2 separate regions of the Homo sapiens genome follow, and region 1 is linked to region 2. Evidence: read pairs that join two places in POLR2A ChIA-PET (ENCODE). Cell type or tissue: K562. All regions are shown on one strand. Each heading gives the region's core, and the rest is flanking DNA. Links, peaks and the distances in the headings are about the cores only. Region 1 overlaps MAPKAP1 (MAPK associated protein 1). Region 2 overlaps MAPKAP1 (MAPK associated protein 1).

Region 1 (10,504 bases), core at 5,062-7,561, 60 kb after region 2:
GACCCTGGCTAGTCACATCACCTTTCTGGGACTCAGTGTCCCCACCTGTAAAGTGGGGATCATAGTACCTATGCTACCCCACCCCACCAGGGCTGCTAGAGTACAAATCAGATGAGACATGGTAAACCTATGTAAGTTATCATTCAGTCTCTTCTGAAGAGTTGAAGTCATCACATAATAGCAGAAGTAGCGAAGATATGCTGAGGGACTGCACAGTGCAGGACCTGGGCCAGAGGCTCCACGTGTCCCATCACAGTGCATCTTCACAGCTCTGTGAGATCATGAGATAAAGTTGTTCCCATTTCCCAGATGAAAAGTGAGGATCAGGAATAAAGTAGCAGAGCCAGGATCATGACTCTGGTAAGTTGGCAGAACCAGAACTTGCCCCCAGATTTGACAGATTTCAGACTTGTGTTTTAATTCCCCAGATATGCATGACCTAAGAGTTGTGTGGGAGATTTCAATGAAATAGAATTGCGATCCAGGAATATATTGAGACACATTCCCCATGGCTGCAAAAGATTTTCAAAAGGAGTAGGTAGCAATTTAAAAGAGCAGCTGGAAGGACAGTTTGGAGCAGACAGAGTAGCATGATTAGCTGGATGAAAGGGAGAGGGTTCATAGACCAGCCTGATCAGAGCCCCTCCTTGGACCAAGGAGTGGGGACACGGGCCTGCCTGGGAGTGCTTGCAGCCAGCGAGCTTCGAGTTACCCACTGGAGCATCACAGACAGCACGGGCCCCTTGTGCAGAGTGTTCAGGGACCTGGCAGAGAAATATTCCATTACCCCGATAGGGGCTGGACTTTTTTTTTTTTTTTTTATAGCCAGCATTAAAATATTCAAGACTTGAGAAGGATTCTAGTAAAATTATAATCCCATGTTTGACATCAAAATAATTTTCACAACAGCAGATTGATGACAGAAACACAGGTTTATGACTTCAGTATGAGACTGTGGAAGATCAAGTGCAGAGAAATCATTTTACAGGTCCAAATGCTCCCTCGAAGCAGATGCTTCTCTGCAAAATCCGTGAGGTCTGTCACCTTCCCTAAAGTGTCTGTTTCCATATCAAAATATTTGCAGAAATATTGTGTCATGCACAAGACTCCAGAAGAGTTGTAGCATACCCTAGGCCTGATTTACTTAGAGCTAATGATCATGAGCCTGATGGAAGATGAGATAGTACTTCTCCCACCTCTGATTTTTTTTTTTTTTTTTTTTTTTTTTTGAGACAGAGTCTCACTCTGTTGCACAGGCTGGGGTGTAGTCGTGTGATCTCTGCACACTGCAACCTCCACCTCCCGGGTTCAAGTGATTCTCCTGCCTCAGCTTCCCGAGTAGCTGGGATTACAGGCACCCGCCACCAAGCCCAGCTAATTTTTTTCTATTTTTAGTAGAGAACGGGGTTTCACCATTGGCCAGGCTGGTCTCGAACTCCTGGCCTCAAGTGATCTGCCCACCTCAGCCTCCCAAAGTGCTGAGATTAAAGACATGAGCCGCCAGGCCCGGCCCCATCTCTGATTTTTATAGCAATTGGAATACTTAGTTTTATCCACCATTCCTGCAGTGTCCTGAGTGTGTCTTTGTGAGCTTTGCACCAGTACCAAGCAACGGAAGCCCAGCCCTGTGTCCGGGAGCTTGGGAGAAATGTTGTTGCCATCAGAAGCTCTTGAGGAGTCAGTTTAGACTCTAGTAATGCATGCTGTTGTTCTAGAATTCAGGAATTTTACATAAAATGAGAGCTTAGATGGAAATTGAAGGGAGGAAATAAGAGCCACAATCTGATGTCAAATAAACAATCATGAACAAAGCCTCCATCGAGCTTTTTGCGCTTGTAGAAATAGGAACGTCTCCCATTTATTGAACACCAGCTACATGCAGTACATCTAATGTCCATTATCTTGTTTAATCTTCCTGACCGCCCTCCAGAATGTAGACATTGTCCCCATTTTATAGAAGAGGAGATGGAGGCCCAAGGTCACAGAGCACACAAGGGTGGAGCCTCTACTTGAACCTGGCCCGAGAAGCTCCAGAGCCGCCCTCTTCCCATCAAGATGTCACTGAGCTAAGCCATGGGTGGTCCCTAATTCCACAGGCTTTGAGATGAATCTCAGAGGAGTTGTCGGGCTCTTCAAATCAGGTTCTTCTCGTGATTGAGTGATGGAGGCTGTGGCTTTATTGACCATGAAAACTCCCTATATTTTTATGCCTTAAGCTGTAAAATGCGTTGAAAATGAAACACTCTATAGTGCATAAAATTGTGCCAGTTTTAAGCCACAGCATATTAACCAGCTAATGGCAGAGCAAAGGGCGTTTTTATCTTTTGATTATTACATTAATCTTCCATTAACATTATCTATGTGATTATCACAAAGCACTGAAGATAATAAATTTGGGAAATAGTTGGCTTGTTAAGGATCATTTTAAAATGCTTTTGTCAAGTTATATGTGCCAAAAATACACTGAAAACACTAGGTTGGCTGAGTGTGCAAACAATATAATCCAAAGATTTCTTGTATTAAGAATGATAAAACCTCTTATTTCCATACACTGTATTGTCCCAAATCATCAACCTGGCCCTGCGGTCCTCATGATTTATTGCTCTCAGCTGGTAACTTGGCGAGGCAGCGGGCAGAGCGTGTCAGGCCTTCTGTACTCACGCACCAGCCTTTAACGCCTGCTGCTCCAACCAGCAGAGCAGAAAGTTGGGAGGGACAGTGTTGAAGCCTCGGCCATCTGAGGCGTTGCCATCTCGCGCTGCCTCCCCCGGGAGCCCTCTGGTTCCTTCTCGGAGTCAGCAGAAGCTCCTCTCCCTCTGGCACAGGACACATGGCCCTCGGAGTAGAATCAGCAGAGGCAGTGGCTGGCCTCTCTTGTCAGAAATATTCAGCCTTCTAGTCAAAACTTTTAGATACTTGCAGGTGAAGAGAAATAGCGTCTGTTCACCAAAAGCCCCAGCCAGAGGAGCAGAGGAGGTGAGAGGCTGCGGAGCAGGAAGGGGTGTTTGCCAAGCGCCTGACACCTTCTAGCTTTGTGACCTTGACTAAATGACATTATTGTCATTGGCCTTGACTTCCTCACCTGTGCATGGGGATGACAGTGGCATCTGTCTCAAGATTATTGTGAAGATTCCATGAGCGCTGAAAGGCACTCCGAGCAGTGCCAGTTGCCACCACTGATTTCACACTGCTGCTGCCGCCCATGCCCAGGCACAGGCTGTCCTCAGCACTGGGGCGTGTGCATCCCACTGTAGCACCCCTCCCTGGCTCCCACCACCTCATTTCACTAAGCCAGCCAAGCTCTCGCAGTTCCAGGGACACTCCCTTGTGGCGTGCCCCTGCTGTGCCTTGATGCATGCTGCGTCTCTCCTCCCCGTTGCGCACTCAAAAACTCCTGTGTATCCCTCAAAAGCCCGCTCACTCTTTTCCTCTGGAAGCCTTCCCTCCTCCACACCTCCCTGATACTCAGCCCCATTCCTTGATGCTCCTCTTTGCCTGCTGCAGTGCTGGTTCTGCTGCTGGACACCCACTCACCAGGCAGCAAGCTCCCCAGGGCCAGGACCAAGTCTCAGCGCTGTAGCGCTGGGGAAGCGCCTGGCGGTGCAGCTGCTACACAGAGTGGAAGATGCACATGCGACTCCGGGCAGACTCCCAGGGCTTCGTGGAAGCAGCAGCGTGCAGAAGGCCTGAGAGGAGCCCAGGAGGCAGCCCCGCCCTTCACACAGGGCTCTTTCAGCCCCCTCACAGCTCTCACCCTGACTTCCACGTGGCCTAGGCCACTTTGGCCTCCCTCTCTGAGCCTCTTTCCTTTTTGTCAAGTGAGCCCTGCCTGGCTGGGCACTCATGAGCCCTGAAGGAAGCACTGTGGTGGGAAGCTCTGCGCCTGGCTGGTGGGAGGCTGGATGGAGAGCCTGTCTTGGTTTGCTTTTCATCCCTGTGTTCTCGGCCTTCACACAGGGAAAGGCAGGCTCAGAGAGGTTATGTGCTTGTCCAGGTCACACAGCAGGTGGGAGGCATAGCCAGGCAGCCCAGGGCACAGCCTTCCGGGAGTGGCTCACGCCAGGAGGGAGCATGGGCTCCGGAACCTGAAGAGCTCGCCGCTCACTGACTGGGAAGCCTGGACTGGCCACTTGGCTTCTCCAAGCCTCTGTTTTCCCATCGTAGAGCAGCGGCTCTGGGCCCAGCCGCTGCCAGGTTGCTGTGATGACTGGACTCCTTCCACACGACAGCACCTGGCCCTGAGGCACCCGGCCCAGGTCAGGGCCTTCCCTGCCACCCCCTCCGATGCCCTGGGTGGGTAGGGAGCGGCTGGCAAGGTGACCGGGCTGTGTGCTCTTGTTTCTAGGTTAACTACATCCTGGAATCGCGAGCTAGCACTGCCCGGGCTGACTACTTTGCTCAAAAACAAAGAAAACTGAACAGACGTACGAGCTTCAGCTTCCAGAAGGAGAAGAAATCCGGGCAGCAGTGACACTGGCCTCCAGCCTCAATCTGTTCCGTAGCTCAGAGCCTGCCTGCCAGGGCCAAGTGCCCTAGAGTCCACCCGGTGTCCTGAAGTCCTCGGGGGGAGGCCAGCCCCTGGCTCACTGGCACAGGGCAGGTGGGCTCTCGGGGAAGGTGTCGGGGGCCCCCTAGGAGGGAGCGCTGGGGACATTGCCATGGGACGGAAGTCTGCTTGGCAGTGGCTTTGATAAGCGATGCTTGGGGGTCAGACCACCCCCTAGAGGAGCCACGTGCCGCCCAGCCACCTTCAATGCCTGCCACCCTGCCCGAGGATGTACAGAGCCGTGCCCACACATTTCCTTGCAACTTGATCAAATTTCTTAAAGCAAACAACAAAAATGTACATTTCTGTTTTTCCTTTTAATAAACAGGTGTACTCTTTATCATGGTTGGTATGATGGACCATTCTTTGGGGCGGAGGATTGATTATGTTACTCTCTTTAAAATCTGTTCCCATATTGAACAGGCAGATTGGAAAAGCTATGGTTCGATTTCTCAGAAGAAATGTTTAGGTCTTAGTCAATAGTTTTAACTATGCCATTTGTTTAAATGAGTGCATTTGCTTCGAGGGTAGTGTCTTACTAAAAGTTAGGAACAGAGACCTAGTGGTGTGTCCAAGGCCGTGTCACTTTCCCCTTCAGCACACCCCAGCTTCTGACCTCAGAGCCCAGGAGCTGCGTGGACAGTGTGGGGTGCCAGGAGGAGGGGCGGTGGCTGGTCCTCAGGCACGCTGCACTCCCAGCCAGACATGGTCTTTCCGTTTCTTAAGTAGCAAGTGTAGGTTTCAGCTGGCAGTTCCACCTGCATGTTCTCTGCTTCGCTGCCTTGGAAGGGGCCACATTCCCCATTCCTCTTCTCCTTACAGCGCCTGCCTCCTTTTTCAAGCAGGCGGAAAGCTGCTGTTTCTCACGTTTCAGGGAGAGGGGTGAGCGGAGGGAGACCTGTGTCCGTGCCGTCCGGCTCCCTGGGTGGGAACAGGCAAGGGATCAGATGCCCCTGACACCACGCCTCTGGCCACACCAGATGCCTCTGCAGTCCTCGACAGCCTCTTCAGTGTCCCTCCTGCGGTGATGTCCTTACTGTCCCCAGCCAGGGCCGGGGACCGGTGTTTCACTGAGGACCTGCATTAGAAACATTTTTTAAATTGTTGTACAGGAAGAGATGTGTCTAAAACAGCATCTTAAAGCTGAGTGTATTTCTTTGCACAAGGGGTCATGCTGATGAATTCTTCTTTCATTCTGATCTTTGTTCAGCCAACAGGAGCGTCCTTTTCTAATGTCTTCCATTCCTACCCCCCACCCAAAAACAAAAGAAATATTTGTAGCTTGCTATCTGTATTTGAATTTTTAGCAATTTTATATTTAGATACTTTGAAAAATGTAAATGACTAATTTGGTCATTAAATCTTGTGACATATTCGATATTAAAATGATATTAAAATAAAAGTCATATAAATACACACTTTTGCATATTGTGTTGAGTTTCTGAAGTCTGGAGTATGTGATGCCGAAAACCATGACTCTGCCATGAGCCTCCTGGGTGGTGGCATTTGCCAGCAGTTGACGAGGAAGCAACATCTCTGAAATGCACCGGGGCCTCTTTGGTGCTAAGCACGACAGGCTGGCCCTCTTCACTCAGGGGTGACACCAAAGTCATCACCTCCTTCAGCCACAAAATCAACACCCTTCTCTTACTGTGAAATGCAACACTCTCAGTTTACATAAACACATGTGTCCAGGTGAAGGAACAGTGGAAAGGGAACACAGCAGCCACCGCCCAGGCCCAGCACGGATCAAGACTCTGCATTCAGCTTTCCCTGAGCCCCTCTCCCCCACCCTATACCTAGATCTCTAAAGACAGGACCGTGAGCTGTAGGACACAGGCATCTCACAGTCTCCCCGGCACGGGCTGGGCAAAGGCAGGAGGAGCTCGGCACACCCGAGATAACGGAAGTGACTGATGGGCCCCACTTCTGCTTTCCACCAGGTCTCCTGACCTGGCCCTGGCGTGGCCCCTGCCCAAGACGATGTGAAAAGTCAGTGTTGATGATAATTCACGACTGGGCCTCTGAACTCGGTGGAGGACTTGCAAGGTGTGGGCTGCCTGGCAGGCCTGGGTAGTGGGTCCCGGGAGCCCTGGCCTTGCTGGCCCCTGGGAGCCACCCTCCTCTTCCAAGGGCCCGCTGTGCGCTGCCGTCTGTAAACATGCAGTAACGAAACCCGCACAGGCAGCCTCCGTCAGGTCCCGTCACCACCTCCATTGCAGGGGTCAGGAACCGGAAGGGCCACTTCACTGGCCCCAGACTCACCATGAATGACTGGCGGACACGGTAGCCCTGCTCTTAACCACTGGGCTCTGCCCTCCACAGGTGGCAGCCGTGTGGCTCCAAGCTGGTTCCTGCCTCTTGGGCCCTCGTTTTCCTAAGCTGAAAATGAAGGTGCTGGATTAGAGGACCCCACAGACCCTTCTGAAGCATGTCCTAAATGTCTCAGCATCGTGGGAGCCCAGCCTTGCTTCCAGTGGTTTCTGTTTGCCAAACTTTGCCAGAGCCTCTCTGCTTCTGAGGGAAGGTCCTAAGAGCTGAGAATGCTGTGAGCTGGTCTAGCCCAGCCCAGAGATACTTCCAGCCCAGAGTCTTCGGCCTCTGCCTGCATACCTCTGGCAGTGGAGCGCTCACTGCTGCTCAACTCAGAGCTTTCCCTTGTTGGCCAGTTTGGTCATTCTTACCAGGCCCTGCCTGCTTTGGGCCATACTCGCCCCCACCTCTGAGGCCCAGGCCCAGCCTGTAGCCCTGCATCCCCAGCCTCTGCACAGCGCATTCCTGGCCCTGGCCCTGAGCTGGCAGCTGCCTCCAGACACTTCCTATCCAGGCCCCCAGGACCAAAGTGCACCACGCCTCAGTTGTTCCTCAGCTGTGTGGGGACCACAGGGATGTCTCTCTGTCTTCTCTGCGTGGATTAAGAGGCTGGGAGGTGATCCCCACCCCAACATGTTCCTGAATACCTGCCAGCTGCTTCTTAGGGCCCCTCACTTCCCCAGATCAGGGACTGCAGAACATCGGGGGTAGAGGCGAGCGAAGATCAAACCCGGCCATCAAGACAGGCCAAGAGGTGGGGGTGAGTGGCCCTCCGGCCACACCACTGTGAACTGCATGCGGGTGGCCCACGTGCACTTGGAAGGTGCCAGGGAGGCAGGATAGGGCAGTGGGCAAAGGCCTGAGGTATGAGGCGTAGCCTGGGTGGGCTGGTGGGGGCTGGGGACACTCACATAGGACCCTTACCCACCTGCTGAAGGGGGCCCCTCCCAGCTTCTTCATGGACCTCTGCACACCCTCCGACTTGAACAAGCCCCTTCCCCTCCTGGAGCTCCAAGACGCCTGTGACAAGATGGGTTATTAAGCCAAGGCCAGGAGGATGGGGCACCAGCGCTGTCTCCCAGTGGCCTTGGGTGAGTTACTCTACTTCCCTGAGCCTCAGTTTCTTCTTCTGTTAAAGGGAGACAGTACCAGCTCCTTCAGAGGGACATGGTGAGGGCGGGGTGAAGTTCCTGGCCAGGCCCTGCCAGGCTGTGCTGCAGCTTCACAGAGCATAAGCTCACTCCCTCCACACGAAGCCAGCTGTGGGTCCCCACGACCTCTGGGGGCTTCCACAAAGACTGGGACCGGGGCAGGAGGGCCAGAGAATGGGGCAGCAATGGCAAAATGCTAAGGCTGGAAAGAGACACAGGCACCTCTCATTCCCACGCACATCCCATTGGCCAGAACCCACCGCATGGTGCCACCTACTCCAAGAGGACAGGCAGCATCACCGCCCGGGCATTGAAGGGCACAGATGTTTGGGAAACAGTTGTAATGTCTGCCACCAAGAGGTGACTCCATGCTCCCCAACATCACTGTTCACAGGCTCCCCGTCCCGAGGTGGCTCCTCATCTATGATTTATTATTTTCCCTTTACGATGCAGGCTAACGTGATTCTGTGCCTTAACCATCCTAAGCAAGAACAGCCATGAAGCCATGGGGTTGGTGTGCTGCATGTGTGTTCTGATGCACATGAAATAACTGTTGAAATGAAAACACCCATCTGCCTGCCCCTAAAATGCTGCTGCGTGTGGCCTCAGTGACACCCCCCACATGACAAACGAGCATGTTAGGACTTCTTTTTTTTTTTTTTTTTTTTTTTGTGAGACGGAGTCTCGCTCTGTCGCCCAGGCTAGAGTGCAGTGGCACAATCTCAGCTCACTGCAAGCTCTGCCTCCCAGATTCAAGTGATTCTCCTGCCTCAGCCTCCCGAGTAGCTGGGACTACAGGCGCCCACCACCACGCCCAGCTAATTTTTGTATTTTTAGTAGAGACGGGGTTTCACCATGTTGGCCAGGCTGGTCTCGATCTCTTGATCTCGTGATGCACCCGCCTTGGCCTCCCAAAGTGCTGGGATTACAGGCGTGAGCCACCGTGCGCGGCCGCTCGTTAGGACTTTCTATTCTTTCATCAGCACCCGCCTCCCACCTGCTATTGAGCAGCTCGTGTTAGTTATGAATTAACTGTTTTCTCCATTATTCTCATGCCCACCTAATTCCCATTTTACAGATGAGGAAACTGAGGCCAGGCCATTGGAAAGTGGTGGAGCTGGCCCAGGGTCCTGCTCTCTGGCCTCCCACCCCACCCAGCCGTCCCCCAGCCTCTCTGGGCCTCTGTCTTGGCCCTTGGGGCCCAAACACCCTGGATTCTGAAGGCTCCACAGAAGCCCCTTTCAGAGGCCCCTGCTATTTGGAAAGCAGCCAGGGAGAAGGAAAGAGTTAAACCCGTCGCGTTGTGTTCCCACCAAACACCTCTGCCTAAATGCAAAATCCCAACAGGGCGGTGTTCCCTGTACTCGATAACAGCCATAAGAGTGATTTGTGAAGTCTCGAAGCCCGGTAATCTCGTCAGCATAATGGGATTATATTTCAAATCACCACAGCCTGTTCATTACCCATTTAAACTCCTCTGACAGAGGAAAACTTGCATAAAACGTGCGTGGCAGCCCTGGCCGACTTCCCCACTCTCCTTCCTGATTAGACAAACAGATGCTGAGGTCTGGAATGAAAAAATAATGTGCCCATTTATTCATTTTTCTGACAAGTCACAATAGATTTTTAACTGCCAATGAGTGACCTCCCAGAGGTGTGGCGGCCAGGGGGTGCCCACCAGGCAGTGAGTGGTCATTTCCGCCCACGCCGGCCCCCCTGCCCTGGCTGGATTTCTCCTGGGGCTGGAGCCACCTGCCTGAGCCCCTCTGCTGCCCCAGCATCGGTGCCTGCAGCCGGGCTGGAAAGGGCTGCCCACTGGGCCTCTTGGCAGCCACCACCCAGGAGGTCTGGGGGCTCCAGAGGCCACCAGGACACAGCGATGCCCTAAAGCCACATAGCGTGGGGTAGGGATCCTGGCCCTCCCCTTGGCTAGCCTGACTGGTGTTGGCTAGCCTGACTGTCTTTAATCGCTCTGAGCCTCAGTTTCCCTATCTGTAAAGTGGAGATAGTAAGAGGCTCCTCTCATTGGGGATTCCTTGGGGCAGTCGCTCAATCAGCACCCCCTGCTGTGACCACCAAGTCCCACGGCCTCCCTGACCCCTGACCTCTGGCATTTGAGGGCTTTGCAGATGGGCTCGTCACCCTCTGGGTCATGGGCTCGCAGCTGGCAGGTAGAGGAGCCCAGAGTCTCACCCCAGAGCCTCTCACTGTCTGCTTTGTGCCACTCCCCACCTGCCCCCATCTTGGGAGCCGGATCCCCCCAGACTCCCAGGAGATGGGCAGTGGATGTTCAAACAGCACCGAGACTGATGACTGAGCTGAGGGTCTGGAGAAGGAATGAAAATCCATCCACCTCTGTGCTGTGTGACCGCAGACCCATGACTCAACCTCTCTGAGCCATTTTCTCATCTGCGCAACTGGGAGAGAATCCCACCTCCAGGGAGTTGCATGGGAAGTAAATGAGATAAAGCGCATGGGCCTGGCACGCACTAGG
Region 2 (10,504 bases), core at 7,205-9,704:
CTATAGGCACATGCTGCCATGTCCGGCTAATTTTTTGTATTTTTAGTAGAGACTGGGTTTCACCGTTTCTATGGTCTCTATCTCCTGACGTGGTGATCCGCCCGCCTCAGCCTCCCAAAGTGCTGGGATTACAGGCGTGAGCCACCGCGCCCGGCGGTTCAAACTCTTGGTCTCAAGCAATCCTTCTACCTTGGCTTCCCAAAATGTTGGGATTATAGATGTGAGCCACTGCAGCCAGCCTGTATTTAGAATTACATACTTTTCTCAGTGATTGTTTAATATCTCTCTTCCCTGCTAGATTATCAGGTCTGTGAGGATGACCCTGGCCCATACCAAGTTGCCCTTCATATAGATCTGCTGTAGACTATGTGCTACAGGATCTCAGTAAATATAGATTGAATGAGTGAATGAATGGTAGATCTTTACTCATGCCACTGACCCTCTAAACAAGATCAGGCTGCTACTCTTTGGATGTTTTTGGTTTTGGTTTTGGTTTGGTTTTGGGGTTTTTTTGAGACAGAGTCTTGCTCTGTCACCCAGGCTGGAGTTCGGTAGTGTGATCTAGGCTCACTGCAACCTACACTTTCTGGGTTCAAGCAATTCTCATGTGTCAGCCTCCCAAGTAACTGGGATTACAGGCATGCACCACCACCCCTGGCTAATTTTTATTTTTATTTTTATTTTTTATTTTTAGTAGAGGTGGAGTTTTGCTATGTTGGCCAGACTGCTCTTGAACTCCTGGCCTCAAGTGATCCATCCATCTTGGCCTCCCAAAGTGCTGGGATTACAGGTGTGAACCACCACACCGGCCTAGGATGCTACTCTTTGACTAGGGCCCCAGACAGCCTCTTCCGCCGAGCATGCACAAAATTCACCAGGAAGGTGAAATATGCTTTTGGCATTTGGTAGCAAATTCTCAAAGGCAGAAGGTTACTGTCCCCACAGTCTGCAACCAGTTATAAGTACCTTTTGTGAATACACATAGAAATAAAAATCACTGATTCCCAAATGGTCCAAAAAATCAAATGAGTAGTAAACATTTGTGAAAATATTTATCCTTATCAACATTGTAAAATACAAACATTTTAGAGCCACATATAAAATAAGCCAGGTGTTTCAAAGGGAGTCCTCATTGCTGGAGAGAATATGGAGAAATAGGCATACTCAAACATTGGGGTCTGTAGTATAACAGTATAATATAGCTGTAAATATCGAAAGACCTAAAAATGTTTTCTCCAGTAAATCTGTTTTTGGAAATTATCTTAAGGAGGCTGGGCAGGGTGGCTCTTGCCTGTAATCCCAGCACTTTGGGAGGCTGAGGTGAGTGGTTTACCTGAGGTCAGGAGTTCGAGACCAGCCTGGCCAACATGGCAAACCCCCGTCTCTACCAAAAATACAAAAAAAAAAAAAAAAAAAAAAAAAAAAGCCAAGCGTGGTGGCGGGTGCCTATAATCCCAGCTACTCGGGAGGCTGAGGCACGAGAATCGCTTGGGCCTGAGAGGCAGAGGTTGCAGTGAGCTCAGATCGTGCCACTGCACTCCAGCCTGGGTGACAGAGTGAGATTCCGTCTCAAAAAAAAAAGAAAGAAAGAAAAAAGAAATTATCTTAAAGAGAAAAGGATCTAAAATGCAAGAAAGATTTATGTACAGTGTTTTAACAACATTATTTCTAATATTTAACATTGGAAGAGTAGTCAGATAACTTATATCCCTATATTGGAAAATTATGCAGGGTTTTACCTTTCTAGTAAAGGCAGACTAAGTAATTTGAACCAACTCTTCCACTGAAGGTAACTTAAAAAGCTGATTAAACAAATGGTCATCCTAAAGTCATCAAAGAGCACAAGATAGAAAAGAATCAATGGCCATGTCTGGGAAAAGGTTGAAACAAAAGAGATCAACGCCTACGAGCGCTTTTGCCCGGACATTATCTGCCTGTCTGGCAGTGCAGCCTAAAGGTTGAGCTGGGTTGTGGATAGCCTTTAGAGGAAAGGAGACAAAAGAAGTCCAGGGTTTGCCAGGGGTAGAAAGCCCAAAAGGAGGTTAAATAGAAAACATGTAGTAAGATAATAGATTTAAACCCAGATATATCAGTAAATGAACTAAAGGCTTTAGTAGTAGTAGTTGTTGTCATCTGTAAGATGGTTAGGATGGGTTTTTCTCAAATACCTAAAACAAGGGTACTGAAAGTTTGAAGTAAAAGGATGGAGAAAGATGTTCTATGCAAATAGCAACTGAAATCTGGTGTAGCCATATTAACATGAGGCAGAATACGTTTTTAGATATAAAAACCATTACTTCATAATGATGAAAGGTTCAGTTTACTTGGAAGATTTAACAGTTCTAAACCTATATGCTCAAAATATATAATACAAAACTGAAGAATTACTAAGAAAAATATACAGGTCTCCAATCATGGAGGGAGGTTTTAACTCTCAGTAATTGAAACAGCAAATACATTTTTTAAAAATGTATAATAGAGAAAACTTAAAACAACAGTTAAACTTAACCTCATGGACAGGCGGTACAGAGAATATTTTACCCTACAACTGCAGATACGTATTTCTTGCAATCACACATGAACATTTACCAATATTGACCATATGCTAAGCAATAAAGTAAATCTTACATATCAAAAGATTGAAATCATATGTGATACATCCTCTGATCACAGTGAAATTAGGCTAGGAAAAAACAAGACAACTAGAAGATCTGCATATGTTTGGAAATTGAGAAACAGGTTTCTGAACCCATGGTTTAATAAAGAAATAATAATAGAAATTAGAAAGTATTTTGACTGAAAGATAATGAAAATTTGACATTAAAATTTGAGGATATAACTAAAATGGTATTTGAAGGAAGTTTTACAGCCCTCTAATTCAAATATCACAAAAGAAGAAAGGCTGAGCAGGGCACGGTGGCTCACGCCTGTAATCCCAGCACTTTGGGAGGCCGAGCCGGTGGATCACCTGAGGTCAGGAGTTCGAGACCAGCCTGGCCAAAATGGTGAAACCCCATCTCTACTAAAAATTTAAAAATTAGCCAGGCATGGTGGTAAGTGCCTGTAATCCCAGCTGCTAGGGGGGCTGAGGCAGGGGGATCGCTTGAACCTGGGAGGTGGAGGTTGCAGTGAGCTGAGATCATGCCACTACACTCCAGCCTGGGCAACAGAGTGAGACTCTGTCTCAAACAGAAAAAAAAAAAAGAAGAAGAAAGGCTGAATAGTAATGAGCTAAGCATTCAGCTCAAGAAATTGAAAAATAGAAAAACCTGAAACGAATAAAAGAAGCAATAAAGAGAAGAATAGAAATTAATGAAATAGAAATTCAGAAACATCAGAATCAAGAGTTGGTTCTTTGAAAAGGCCAACAAAATCGATACACTTCCAATGAAATGGACAAAAACAAGGAAGAGAAACACAGATAGTAGTAGGAATGAAAAGGAGGTACACTGTAGATCCTGTCATTAAACATTAAGATCCTGTCTTGTAAATAAATACAAGATTATTTTGAAAAAAATTATACCAAAAATATTAAAATTATAGATGAACAAATTTATAGAAAAAGACAACAAAATTGACACAGGAAGAAATAGAAAACCTGAATATTCTCATAACTATTTTGAAAAGCTAATTAGTAATTAGGAACCTTCCTACAAAGAAAATCCAAACCCACATGACTTCACTGGCTAGTTTCTACCAAAAACTTAAGAAAAAAATAACTCCAATCCTATATCCACTGTTGCAGAGAATAGAAAAAGGTTATAACCTCCAATTTGTTTTAAGAGGCTATCATAATCTTGGTACCAAACTCAGTAAAGACCATACAAGACAGAAAATTTTCAGGCCAGTTTGAAAAATATAGATGCAAAAATCCTAAACAAAATATTAATAAAGTGAATCTAACATTATGTTGAAAGAACAATATAACATTACGAAGTTGGGTTTATTCTAGCAGTGCACATTTGGTTTAACTGTGATGTAATGTTAAGGGAAAAAATGTCAAGACAAATAGATGAATCCCAACTATGTAAAAACAAACAAAAAGTAAAACTGGAAAGAAAATGTTAATAGTGGTTGTCTCTGGTTGACAAGATTCTGGGTAATTCATTTTCCTTCGTGTTTATATTTGTTCGTTCCAGAGTTTCTAAGGTGAGCATGCATGACTTTCTAAGAAGGAAAAGCAAACAAGAAATAAGGGCAAGTCTACATAGATAAAGATCGTATAGTGAGACAATGTCTTAGTGTAACAATCCTTGTGACATTTGAAATTTCATACCATATCTAGTACCATACCATAGTGAGCCAAAGGAAAAGTTACACCAATACACTCCTATGTGACTTGCTTATCGGAATTTTTACCCCGTAGAAATGAACAATCCCTCCCTCCGCCCCTGTCATTTTTTTTCATTCTTTAAAGTCTGTCATCTTAAACATACTTGAGGAACTAATTCATAGGTAGGAACTTTATAGTGGATTCTGTTTCAAAATGTTGATTCCTTGTTATACAAATAAAGTGGTGTTTATTAGAATCTTGGTAAATTTCTTGGATATGTAATACTTATACATGTAAAAAAAATTTCAGGTAACTAAAGTGTCTGTAGTGAAAATGAAGTCTCTCTTCTTCCATCCCCTAATTCCCCTTCCAGAGACAATAATTGTTCCTGGTTTCTTCCATATCTTTCCAGGGATCATCTATGTATATGCAAGCACATTTTGTATATGCATGTATGTATCATAGGTGTGTGTACACACAAGCACACTCATACCTATACACACACATTTGTATTCCTCCCTTTTTTAAAAACACAAATGGGGGCCGGCGTGATGGCTCATGCCTGTAATCCCAGCACTTTGGGAGGCCAAGGTGGGTGGATCACGAGGTCAGGAGATCGAGACCATCCTGGCTAACACGGTGAAACCCCATCTCTACTAAAAATACAAAAAAAAAAAAAAAGCCAGGGATGGTGGCAGGCACCTGTAGTCCCAGCTACTCGGGAGGCTGAGGCAGGAGAATGGCGTGAACCCGGGAGGCAGAGCTTGCAGTGAGCCAAGATCACGCCACTGCACTCCATCCTGGGTGACAGAGTGAGACTCCAGCCTGGGCCACAGAGCGAGACTCCATCTCAAAAAATAAAAATAAAAACACAAATGATAACAAACATTAGTGTTCTGCATTTTTATCATTTTAACAGTATATTATAGAGATTCTTCCACATTAATACTCATATTGTTCCACATATAAATTCACCAATTTCTTTTTAACTACTATGCAGTATTCCACAGTATATTGTGCTTTCAAATTAATTTTTTTGTTTGTTTTTGAAAGAGTCTCATTCTGTCACCCAGGCTGGAGTGCAGTGGTGAGATCACAGCTCACTGCAGCCTTGACCTCCCTGGCTCAAGCAGTTCTCCCACCTAAGCCTCCCAAGTAGCCATGATTACGGGCACACACTACCACACCTGGCTAGTTTTTTTTTAATTTTCTTTTTGTAGAGATGGTGTCTTGCTATGTTGCCCAGGCTTGCTTCTGCCTCCCATAATACTGGGATTACCGGAGTGAACCACTAAACCCAGCCACAAATTAGTTTTTCTGAAAAAAGATAAGCCCAGTTTTCTAATATTAGGAAAGAGAAGCTGTGAGGGTTGGTGAATAAAGCCTTGAAATCTGGGCTCTAGTTCCCACTCTACTTCCGAACATGAACATGGTCTTAATTCAGTTATGTGATCTCTCTGAGCCTCAGCATCCTCATCTTAAAGGATTTGCAAGATACTTCCCATCACTTTTTGACGCTCTGAGTCAAAATCACTGTGTTAATAAATGAAGCCCTACCAGCACTTACAAAGATCACAATCAATGGAATCATAACTAGTCTTTGTAAAATGGAAGTAAATTATGAAAACAATTTATTATTTTAAAGGCTTTTAAAAGGATTTTTTAAGTAGGAATTCCAACTAAGAATTACATTGTTTTCCACTAGCTGCCTATTAAGAAGGTGGATTGAGGCAAAGAAAAACATTCCAAAAGCAGAATTATTTTCATTTCTGTTACTATGTTTGATTAGAACAGCCTCCCTATCCTTAAAGCCATTGTAGATGTGGACTAAATTCTGATCATGTATTACGCAGTCCTTAAAGAGAATGTGCTGTCAATGAACTGTCTCAGTTCACATCCTGGCCTTGCCACTTACTAGCTGTGTGACCTTGGGCCATTTACTTAACCTTTCTTGGGTAGTTTATCTGCCCTCATAAGATTGATAGGATTCAGTAAGCTCTAATAATCATACAGCTCGTAGAACAGCACATAATAAGTACTCAATAAATGTTAACTGTAATTAATAAATAATGGAAAAGCAGCATTCTGTGGCTGGTAGAGCAGATGGGGCACAGGTGTCGAGGTTTGGAGTCATAGACCTGGCAGAGCCCTCGAGGAGATGTATGTTGGCTAGAAGGGGGTGACCCAGAATGGAAAGGGAAGGAGAGTGGGGAGGGGGCAGGTCTGTAAGTCTGTGTCCTAGGACCAGAGAACTTAGAAGCAGCGTACCTCCCAGCAAATATTTTTTGGTGTCCCAGAATGGATATACGCTTTATAAATAAAACCATTTGTTTGAGAAGTCTGTTTGCCATAAGGGTGGATAGAAGCCTTTCAGTTTTTCTTTCAAGGAGGAATGTGGCATAATATTTTATATCAACCACGTCAATGAATGTTTTTTGTTATTTCTTTTTTATTTATTTATTTTTCTTTCCATCATACCTAGTCCTGCAGAAAAGGGTGTTTTTAAAAATTACGTATTTGGGCCTACTATTGTAAGGCATTGTGCTAGACATTTTGCAAATGCTTTATCTTTCAATTTTCATGGCTACCCTACAAGATATTGTTCTCATTGTGAAGAGAGGTTGTGACTTGCTCGAAGTTATCCAGCCAGTAAGTGATAAGACCAAAATTTTAAGTCAGATGTCTGATTCCAGAGTCGACCCTGAGATTGTTGATAAAACAACCTGAATTTTCAGTCCTAAGAATGGCTATTACAATTGTCTTTATATGCTATGAGAGAGAAGCTTACAGATGAAGCAGATATGACAAGAGTTTCTGCCTAGGTACTGAGAGCTAACATTTGTGCTTGGATCTTGGCCTAAATAAGAAAATGACAAGCCAAAGTCCTTGAGCTTTCCAGTTTGGATTCTTGTCGGATAATCTACTACATCCTTCAGCCAAATGCCTGCTAGAAGCTGGAATCATACCAGAAGGAAGCCCAAGTACATTATGGGGAGGATGTAACATTACAAGACTTCCATTCTTGTCCAAGCTTCTATATACATCCTGGCACCAAACTGAGCCTCAATTCCCTTGTCTGCCAAATGTTGCCAGTGACCTTTCCCACCAACCATGTGGAGGTAGTCCATGCAGGTCCTTAGAAGAAAGGTGCCGCTTGAACCAACTTATTCTTTCCACAGCTTTAAGAGAGAAAGTGGAATTTCCCATCATCAGGGCCAATATAAGCCTGAAATTAAACTGGCTTTATGGAATACTAACAAAGTGTCAGACACCATCTTTCTGTTTTATCCCTGACTAGTCTGTCATTCACAGTGCTTAAAGCACAGTCATTAGAATCAGGCAGACCTTGGGTGAACCACTTGCAGCCTGTGACAGTGGACAAATTATGTCATCTCTGATTTCATGTGTAAATGGAGGTGAATGAATCTATTTCACAAGGATTTGGTGAGAATTGAATGAGATATAAGTGCTCTTATTATAACAACATTTTAGGCCATGTAGTCATCATCCTTGTTTTATAGAAGAGGAAACTGAGGGGTGAAGTGATTTGCTAATATCACATGAACAATAATGAGAGGCCTGGAAAACTGTCTTTTATTCATTAAGTCTGGTGAAAGAGCTGAATCTAATTATTGTATTTCCTAAATAGAAGGTGGTGTAGAGAGAGACTTCAGTTGCTCTGTAAACATTAATTCAGCTTCCTTTGATCTTTCCTTTTGAAGGAGATTCACAGAATGTTTAAGTTCATCCATTATTTCAGCACTTAATGAAATTCTCATTTCCTAATTTTAAGGTTATACTGAGGAAGGGCCTCAACTCACCAGGTGGGTAGTCATGCAGGAGGGTGGACTATGGGAAGGAAGAACATCCAGAGGTCTTAGTCTGAGAGCCCTCATTTACCTTCTTAATTTTCCCCCTGAGGCCCCAGGAGAGGAGGCAACTCCTAGGAGCTGCCCAGATTACCTGGCTGCCCCTCCATGGGCTCGTTACAGTTCCTACCTTTACTCCTCTCTGATCACTGATTCCCCTGAATGGATTTGCCAAGTCCCACACTAGACTGTGACCACCCCTCACACTGGAGAGGAACCCAGTCTGAGTCCCCTCTGCATCCTGGTGTCTGTGGCCAGGCCTGGCTCTTTCCCCCTGATAGAGTGAGCCTCCTGAGCCCCTCACATCTCCAGGCTTCTCACTGGACCAAGTACAAGATGGCTTTTAAGGAGAACTTGGGTTTGAATAAGCGTCTTTAAGTGTAGGGGTTTCTTTGTTGGACTACCACCACCACTACAAAATAGAAACGGAGAGAGGGAAGAAGCAGCTGTAGAAAGAGGATGAAAGTCAGCTTTATCCTGGTGTGCTTCCGACCCTCTTTGTGATGCTTATTTATAACGGGCTGATTCTTCCTCCTGCGTGTGCTCTGTGCCAGCTCTGGAGACTCCCTGGTGGTTCCATGCTGCTTCTGGAGGCTCTGCCTCCTTCAGTTACAAATTACTGATCTCCCCAATTTCTATCATGTGACTTAAGCACCTCCTTTATTATACCACAACAGCACTCTTCAAATACACAAGAAAATGTGATCATGCAAATAAACTCTTATTTACAAATGAAAATGACTTGTGATGTTCGTTTTACATATTTTAGGTTGTTATTGCTGAAAGCCAGTTAACCTGTCTGGCTTTAGCGGGGAGGTGTTCACTGTAAGGAATTTTCTGTAGGGTGAGGATTTTTATCCAAGTCGATATTGCATAATAGCTCCCTGTTTGCTGCACGCTATTAGAATTTAAATGAAACAGAAACATTATTCGCCACATACCTGTGAGTCCTTGTCTTCCTCTCTGGTTAATGTGGACTGGTTCGCACTATAAAGGCAGGATATTTGGCACCACTGTGTAACCTTGTACAAGTCCTCCTTCTTTGTGGGCCTCATTTCCCCTGCTGCAAAATGTGATGGTATTCCCTACCCTGTAAAGCGTTGTGAGGCTTAAACCATTGAAACAAGTCAGTGAGATTGTGTACAGTAAAAGCCCATAGTGAACTGCAGTGCACTATACAAGCGTTCACCATTACTGAGTGTGTCTGCCTGAGACTCAGAGGCCAACCAACTGTCACAGACACCATAGCTTGTCTGAGCATGTGTGTGGTGACCCTTTCCCTCCCTGTGATTCCTGTTTTCTTTCCCTCTAGCCCCTTAGACTTCCCACAGGCCCCTTTGGGCATTGGCCAGCACCAAGGGTAGCTGACACCTGGGGCAAAAAGCTGTGCTGACCTGTCTTGAAGCAAACTTGTGCCTTGTCCACAGCTACTTTTCAGTAATGAGTGTCTGAATTGTGCTGTGTGGGCTGAGAACTTCCACATGATTTGCATTTTTCACTCTCTTCTTTCTCTAAAAGTTCCCCCGTTTCCGTTTTATCATTAGGTAGTAATTAGTATTCAAGGGAAATTGGTCTTAATATATTAAAATTGGTTTAAGTGCATTTAGACCTGTACCACAGCCAATGTCTTATTGGAAAATGTAATTGGGGACTCTGTGTATGTAATTAATTGAATTACAATTAAGAACTTTCATTAAGCGATACACTGGTACATTAGAGCAGTAAGGAAGCATGTTTGATGAGCCACAAACCCTGTCTGGGCTCTAAGTGAGGGCATGGAGATTTGCATCCCTCTGATAGGCTCCTGGCCCCAGAATTCGCCCTGAAGGTCCTGACTAATGGTTTGGTAATGCATCAGGTGACATTTCTGCAGTGACTCTGAATGGGAGGTGGGATTCTTCCAGCGGATATGCCCTCATCCTCTGACTCTCGAGTCAGGGAAAGGGACACCTTGGTGTTGATCAGATGTTACAGTTCTTAGATATTTTGCCATGTAAATTGTCAAAAATGCCATGCTCCTGAGAAGACCCCATTACTTTTCCTGGGCTTTGAACATGGACAAAGACATATTGGAGAAAGAGGAAATAATGAGAATTCTGTCACTAATCTAACTTCCAAGCAAACCCATAATGAACCATTGGTCCAGACCCTTAAGTGGTCATGCTTCATCCTGTAAAGGGTATTGGATTCACTTTGGGCACATATTTGTTCATGCATTCCCCAAACATTGATTGAGCCCTCCTCTGGGCCAGCCACTGTGCTGAGACTTAGCCCCACGTTATAGAGCACACAATTGTGATCAGTGCTGTGAAGGGTAGAAAAGAGTGCATAGCAGGGGACCAGAGCAGGTGAGAAGAATGAG

The links. Peaks named below come from ENCODE experiments on the same cell type or tissue, not always from the same donor. Only the 100,000 strongest peaks of a DNase experiment are listed, where the experiment ranks them.
Region 1: POLR2A ChIA-PET joins it to region 2 with 5 read pairs; 3 of 35 experiments call an interaction of 5 or more read pairs at or near these places.

The regions. Positions count from the first base shown.
Region 1 is chr9:125,432,854-125,443,357 of GRCh38, reverse strand. It overlaps MAPKAP1 (MAPK associated protein 1), which reads left to right. Exons shown (of 12, transcript NM_001006617.3): 12 at 4,346-5,964. The coding sequence ends at 4,471. LOC112268055 (a long non-coding RNA gene) reads right to left here. Exons shown (of 3, transcript XR_002956935.2): 3 at 6,511-6,928. Among named protein-coding and RNA genes, the nearest start is that of GAPVD1, 180 kb to the right of the region's middle. In K562, for the core only: no CTCF peak of the experiment used is centred there; a DNase peak (open chromatin) is centred at 6,442.
Region 2 is chr9:125,494,802-125,505,305 of GRCh38, reverse strand. The region is part of intron 8 of MAPKAP1 (MAPK associated protein 1); the gene reads left to right. Among named protein-coding and RNA genes, the nearest start is that of MAPKAP1, 210 kb to the left of the region's middle. RefSeq lists enhancers at 432-491, 532-591, 9,507-10,294. In K562, for the core only: no CTCF peak of the experiment used is centred there; no DNase peak of the experiment used is centred there.